2 separate regions of the Homo sapiens genome follow, and region 2 is linked to region 1. The links are chromatin contacts, found by Hi-C or POLR2A ChIA-PET in ENCODE. All regions are on one chromosome and are shown on one strand. The core of a region is the stretch at or near the end of the contact, and the rest is flanking DNA. Distances in the headings are between cores, read along the strand shown. Region 1 holds the start of MAPT (microtubule associated protein tau). Region 2 holds the start of KANSL1-AS1 (KANSL1 antisense RNA 1).

The links. Hi-C counts contacts between places; a loop is a spot of excess contacts on that map. ChIA-PET counts read pairs that join two places held with the same protein, here RNA polymerase II (POLR2A). Pooled maps may share reads with other maps.
Region 2: a map of mammary epithelial cell shows a loop between it and region 1 (9-fold over the local background). The contact joins the promoter of KANSL1-AS1 here to the promoter of MAPT in region 1. A Hi-C loop is called at or near these places in 4 of 168 maps with a recorded cell type or tissue (dorsolateral prefrontal cortex, mammary epithelial cell and posterior cingulate gyrus) and 13 of 50 pooled maps. POLR2A ChIA-PET finds 5 or more read pairs at or near these places in 2 of 52 experiments (CD8-positive, alpha-beta T cell and activated CD4-positive, alpha-beta T cell).

What each region holds. Positions count from the first base shown.
Region 1 is chr17:45,892,709-45,896,002 of GRCh38, forward strand. It overlaps MAPT (microtubule associated protein tau), which reads left to right and starts at 1,846. Exons shown (of 13, transcript NM_001377265.1): 1 at 1,846-1,978. MAPT-AS1 (MAPT antisense RNA 1) reads right to left here and starts at 2,805. Exons shown (of 2, transcript NR_024559.1): 1 at 2,772-2,805. It overlaps MAPT-IT1 (MAPT intronic transcript 1), which reads left to right and starts at 3,075. Exons shown (of 1, transcript NR_024560.1): 1 at 3,075-3,294. RefSeq lists enhancers at 1,789-2,674, 2,675-3,294.
Region 2 is chr17:46,192,197-46,195,291 of GRCh38, forward strand. It overlaps KANSL1-AS1 (KANSL1 antisense RNA 1), which reads left to right and starts at 1,377. Exons shown (of 2, transcript NR_034172.1): 1 at 1,377-1,542. It overlaps KANSL1 (KAT8 regulatory NSL complex subunit 1), which reads right to left and starts at 1,233. Exons shown (of 15, transcript NM_015443.4): 1 at 627-1,233.

The sequences.
Region 1 (3,294 bases), core at 596-3,095:
TCTCAAAAAAACAAAACAAACACACACAAAAAACCAAAAATAAATAAATAAAATGATCACTTCTGAATACTGATCTAACTAGGGGTTGCAGGGTGGGCTGATATAGGGAGAAACTGGAGAGCAAGGAGATCACTAAGGTCCCTACATGTCCAGAACCAAGATAGAGGTCTTGAACTAGGATGGTGGCAGTTAGAACAACAACAACAAAAAGTCAATTCCAGGCTGAGTGCAGTGGCTCATGCCTGTAATCCCAACGCTTTGGGAGGCTGAGGTGGGAGTTAGAAAGCAGCCTGGGCAACACTGCAAGACCTCCTCTCTAAAAAAAAAAAAAAAAAAAAGTTAGCCAGGTGTGGTGGTGCCCACCTGTAGTCCCAGCAACTCAGAAGGCTGAGGTGGGAAGATTGCTTGAGCCCCAGGAGTTCAAGCTTGCCGTGAGCTACGATTGTGCCACTGCACTCCAGCCTGAGCAAGACCTTGTCTCCAAAAAAAGGTCAATTCCACTGACTTTTCTAAGGTGTACACCATCAAGGGGCAGCTCCATCTCCAGGCCATTGGCTCATGAGACATTCTGTAGTCAGAAGGCTAGGGCAGATTGCTTTGAGCAAGCCCCCATGGTGGTTCTCACTCCTACTTCTTTGGGTATATGCCCCTCTGTTTAAAAATAAAGTTAATATGCATTTAAAAAAAAAAAGGAGAAAAAGGTCAGTTCCAGAAACTGTGTGAATAAAGCATTTTACTTGCTTTTTCTATTAATCTATAACATATGTTGATTTTTTAAAAAGAATATAAGAGCTATGCAAATTGGAGCTTCAAGACAACTTCCCATCTCCCTAGGAGGAGATGGCTGCCCTAAACCCCCCTACATAGAAATCATCCCACTGCTTGGGCTTAAACTTGATGTTGGGGAAATGAAAAATCCAAGCTAAGGCCGAAGCCTGGGGCCTGGGCGACCAGCAGAATGAGGACCACTGGTCAGTTTCAGGCTGAGGTGCGTCTTCCAGGGGACAATCTCTAGCTGGCCCTTAAACATTCAGACTTCAAGCTCTATTTACAGCATAAAGGTGTTTCAAAAGACGTGATACAAATAACTGCAAATGCTCTGCGATGTGTTAAGCACTGTTTGAAATTCGTCTAATTTAAGATTTTTTTTTCTGACGTAACGGTTAGATTCACGTTTCTTTTTTTTTAAGTACAGTTCTACTGTATTGTAACTGAGTTAGCTTGCTTTAAGCCGATTTGTTAAGGAAAGGATTCACCTTGGTCAGTAACAAAAAAGGTGGGAAAAAAGCAAGGAGAAAGGAAGCAGCCTGGGGGAAAGAGACCTTAGCCAGGGGGGCGGTTTCGGGACTACGAAGGGTCGGGGCGGACGGACTCGAGGGCCGGCCACGTGGAAGGCCGCTCAGGACTTCTGTAGGAGAGGACACCGCCCCAGGCTGACTGAAAGTAAAGGGCAGCGGACCCAGCGGCGGAGCCACTGGCCTTGCCCCGACCCCGCATGGCCCGAAGGAGGACACCCACCCCCGCAACGACACAAAGACTCCAACTACAGGAGGTGGAGAAAGCGCGTGCGCCACGGAACGCGCGTGCGCGCTGCGGTCAGCGCCGCGGCCTGAGGCGTAGCGGGAGGGGGACCGCGAAAGGGCAGCGCCGAGAGGAACGAGCCGGGAGACGCCGGACGGCCGAGCGGCAGGGCGCTCGCGCGCGCCCACTAGTGGCCGGAGGAGAAGGCTCCCGCGGAGGCCGCGCTGCCCGCCCCCTCCCCTGGGGAGGCTCGCGTTCCCGCTGCTCGCGCCTGCGCCGCCCGCCGGCCTCAGGAACGCGCCCTCTTCGCCGGCGCGCGCCCTCGCAGTCACCGCCACCCACCAGCTCCGGCACCAACAGCAGCGCCGCTGCCACCGCCCACCTTCTGCCGCCGCCACCACAGCCACCTTCTCCTCCTCCGCTGTCCTCTCCCGTCCTCGCCTCTGTCGACTATCAGGTAAGCGCCGCGGCTCCGAAATCTGCCTCGCCGTCCGCCTCTGTGCACCCCTGCGCCGCCGCCCCTCGCCCTCCCTCTCCGCAGACTGGGGCTTCGTGCGCCGGGCATCGGTCGGGGCCACCGCAGGGCCCCTCCCTGCCTCCCCTGCTCGGGGGCTGGGGCCAGGGCGGCCTGGAAAGGGACCTGAGCAAGGGATGCACGCACGCGTGAGTGCGCGCGTGTGTGTGTGCTGGAGGGTCTTCACCACCAGATTCGCGCAGACCCCAGGTGGAGGCTGTGCCGGCAGGGTGGGGCGCGGCGGCGGTGACTTGGGGGAGGGGGCTGCCCTTCACTCTCGACTGCAGCCTTTTGCCGCAATGGGCGTGTGTGTGTGTGTGTGTGTGTGTGTGTGTGTGTGTGTGTGTGGAGGGGTCCGATAACGACCCCCGAAACCGAATCTGAAATCCGCTGTCCCTGCCGCTGTTCGCCATCAGCTCTAAGAAAGACGTGGATCGGGTTCTAGAAAAGATGACTCCCTGCACGCCCCTCCCTGCACCTCCCGAGCAGTGATTCCGACAGGGCCTTCACTGCCCCTGATTTTAGGCGGGGGCCGGCCCCCTCCCCTTTTCCTCCTTCAGAAACCCGTAGGGGACATTTGGGGGCTGGGAGAAATCGAGGAGATGGGGAGGGGTCCACGCGCTGTCACTTTAGTTGCCCTTCCCCCTGCGCACGCCTGGCACAGAGACGCGAGCAGCGCCGTGCCTGAGAACAGTGCGCGGATCCCACTGTGCACGCTCGCAAAGGCAGGGTTCACCTGGCCTGGCGATGTGGACGGACTCGGCGGCCGCTGGTCCCCGTTCGCGGGCACGCACAGCCGCAGCCACGCACGGATGGGCGCGGGGCTGCAGGTGCATCTCGGGGCGGATTTCTTTCTCAGCGCTCGGAGCGCAGGGCGCCCGGCGTGTGCGCTCCCTGCCGGAGGCGCGGGGCTGGCGCGCAGGGCTCGCCCCTCACTGCGGCAGTGGGTGTGGACCCTGGTGGGCGAGGAAGGGGGAGGATAGGCTGTGCCTCCTCCCACTCCCGCCCCCAGCCCCCCTTTTTTTCCCCCTCGGAACGCGAGGTGCCATCTTTTTTCGGCGTGTCACGTCTTTACGGTGCCATGCCAAACCGGGTGGCCGGGCTTCATAGGACAGGGCGGGGCCTGGCATTAAAGGGAGGGGGACAATCAGCGCTGAAATCTTGGCGTTTTGCTGCTGCGGGCGTGAGCACTGGGGGCGTTCGCCCAGCACCTTCTTCGGGGGCTCTTTGCTTTGTCTGTAGAGGTTACGTGATCTGCG
Region 2 (3,095 bases), core at 127-2,626, 300 kb after region 1:
AACAAACTATTTGCTAAGAATCAAAAGACCGTCAGCCGGAAAACAGGCCCCCAAAAAGGCAGTTAAGATTCCAACTCACTTAAAAGCAAATAAATCCCTCTTCCTCTTTAGTTTAAAAAAAAAAAAAGTCCGCCTGAGGGAGACTACATCTGAAAACGTAAGTGACCTGAATTTACAGGCAACAAAAATAATAAATGAAACAATCAGAGTTGTGATACAAACCGTGCAACGCGCCAAGATGTGTGTTTCGAGCAGAGAAAGGCCTTTTGCAGTCAAGAGAAGTTCAAGGCGAGAGCCAGAGTTTGTTTGGGGGGTTCTTTTACGGGAATAAATCATGTTCTTCAGGCCGCCTTTTTAAATAGAACGCCAAAGGAAAAGCTGGCGAACGAGGCGGCAGCTCCTGGGGAAGGGCCCCCGCACACCCCCGCCCTTGGGGCGACTCCCAGCCCGGACCCGCAGCAGGGAAGCCCGGAGAGGCCATTTAAAGTTCCGGGGGATTTTTCTACCCTGCCCTGCCTTTCTAGTTACAACTAACAAAGAGAGAGAGAAATGGGAGCCACAGGGAGAGCGAGGAGAAGGAGAAAGGGCAGCAGGAGGAGGAGGAGAGGAGCAGCAGCAGCACCTACCACGTGATGGAGGAGCGTAGCCCGGGCGGATTCAGCCCCACAAAATGGGCGCAGTTTGCAAACAGCCCCCCGGCCTGGGCGCCGAGGGCCAGCGGCGGGCGGGGGCGCGCGACGGCGGCTCCGGCCCGGGCCCGCCGCTCTCCTCCCCCCGACGCCCGGAGCCGCCCTGACTTTCCGGGCGGGGGGGCGAGGCAGAGGGGGAGGGGAAGGCGGCGGCGGGGAGCGGCTGCTTTTTCTTCTCTTTCGGGCCCTTTCCCGGCCTTGCTCCGCACCGACGGGGCCCGAGCACGGCTGGAGACCGCAGCCCGGCCGGGAGGGCGGGCGGGCGGGGGCAGAGAGTGAAACCGCCCCCCCGCCCCGCACAAACAAGCACCGCCGTCTGCAGCCCGAACCCGCACCCAGGCCGCCACCCCCGGCCGCCTCTTTCCAGCCGGGGAGCGCGCTTCAGCCGCCCCCCGCGCCGCCGCGGCGAGACGAGTCGGCTTCGCTACGGTGCTCGGTTCTCCCGCCGGCTCGGCGAGCGGTGGCGGCGGTGGCGGCGGCACTGGGAAAATGGCGGCCGAGCTCCTTTTCCCTCCCCCCCTTTAATCTGAAGCGGAGGGAGAATGGAGCGAGCGAGCAAGCGGGCGAGCGCCGGGGACACGGGGAGGAGGGACAGCAGCGCCTCCGCCGGCTGCGGCTGCGGCGGCGAAGGGCCGCTCCACCCCGGCGCGCCGCCAGGGGGCGCCCGCCGCGCCGCCCCCGCGGGCCGCCAGGAGGCGCGGCCGCCGCCGCCTCAGTCATGGCTCCTCGCCGTGGCCGATGTTTTTGTACCTCCATCTGCGGAGGCCGCGGCGCCCGGCCCCAGCTGCCCCGGACGTGCGGCGACGGCACGCAGCACTGCGGCAGGGGGAAGCCAGCCCTCGCTGCGGCCGAGGTGAGTCTAACCTGAGGCACTGACGCCGTCACATGCCCTCCGTGCTGGGGCCGGCGGTGCGGCTCGCCAGTTGAGGGGCAGGGCGGGCCGGCGCCGCGGAGCGAGAGGACGTGAGCGAGGAACTGTTTGCACTGTGTAGTAAAGAGGGTAAGGCCGTCGGCACCACACTATTCCAAGGCTAACCCTGCAGAAAGCTCCCTGACCAGTGAAGCGGCTTCCGCCGCCCGCCCTTTGTCCCTAGCAGCCAGCCTCCGTATACTGCAGCACGGCTGGGCACTAGCCCCAGCACCGCGCTCCGCAGCCACCAGAGTTGGGCGGGGTGGGGAGGGTGCACGTAGTCACTGCGCAGGCCCCAGCCAGGGCCCGCGCCGGGCCAGCCCGGGAAGGGACAGCCGGGAGCCAGAGGGGAAGTGATGGCCCCGCCGGCGCCGGGCCCGCTGGGAACTGTAGTTTTCGTGAAGAAACACGCGTCTTGTTTTGGGTGTCATGGCTTGGCAGATCCGCCAAAACAGGCAAATGGCATTACACAATGAGTATTTATGCTTCCTGCCGCCACCAAAAGGAAGTTCACTGCCATGCTAAAAGTTTAACAAAGAACTCCATAAAGAAACACAAGTCTCACAACAAAAAGCCAACTTCCCACCTCGTTACCAGAGTTGGTTTAAAGTGGTGGCACCTTATCATTTCTCATGACCAGTTTATCAGTACAGAACTTTATATTGTCCCCAAAATAGGACCTTTAAAATAATGGAACCTTTCCTAGACTTAAAGAATTCATAAACATAATGTAATACAAAGTGTCACACAAAGTGTAATTCTACCACCCTTTAAAGTTGCCAAAAGATGAGTGGAGTATCTTGAGATTTAAAAGACTAATCTAGGATTCATCAAAACTGGCTTAAATGACTGAAGAAAAAATCGTTCAAATCATTAAATCATCAAATTCGGCAGATAAGAAGGGTATGTATGCTCTACTACCAAAAAGGAAGACGCAAAATGCTTCACACTTTTTTGTGGCTTACCAGAACCAATATCCGGCATTATACGTCACTTCTGCTTATCAAAAAACACCCTCACAGTCGTTACAGAACGGTTTTAGTCTTCCCACAAAGTTACACTAACTCACCTGCCCCTGCAACATCTGCACCTAGGTTTCTGCGAATTTCCATTTGTACTCCTAAAATCACACTCTCAAGCATAGTCATAGTTCTCAAATACCAAAGGCAGGCAGTTTGGAGTCATAGGGTCAAATTACACAAAGAATAAACTAATATTTGTATACACATCCAAAAGAGGTCTTTAGTCTTGGATTTTTAATTTACAACCCTGGGGAAAAACTTTGACTTTTTTATTGTACACACATACACACATAAATAGTAATTCCACAAAATACAGTAGAAGGGTATTGGACCAACAGATGGCGAACTAGAGCCCCAATCTGAGGCTCCTGAAATCTAAATTAGCAGAATGAAAAATACCAAATAAGGCAAAGCCCTTTGCAGCGTATACTTAAATATTAAATTCAGACACACCATAACAAAATAATCTTACTG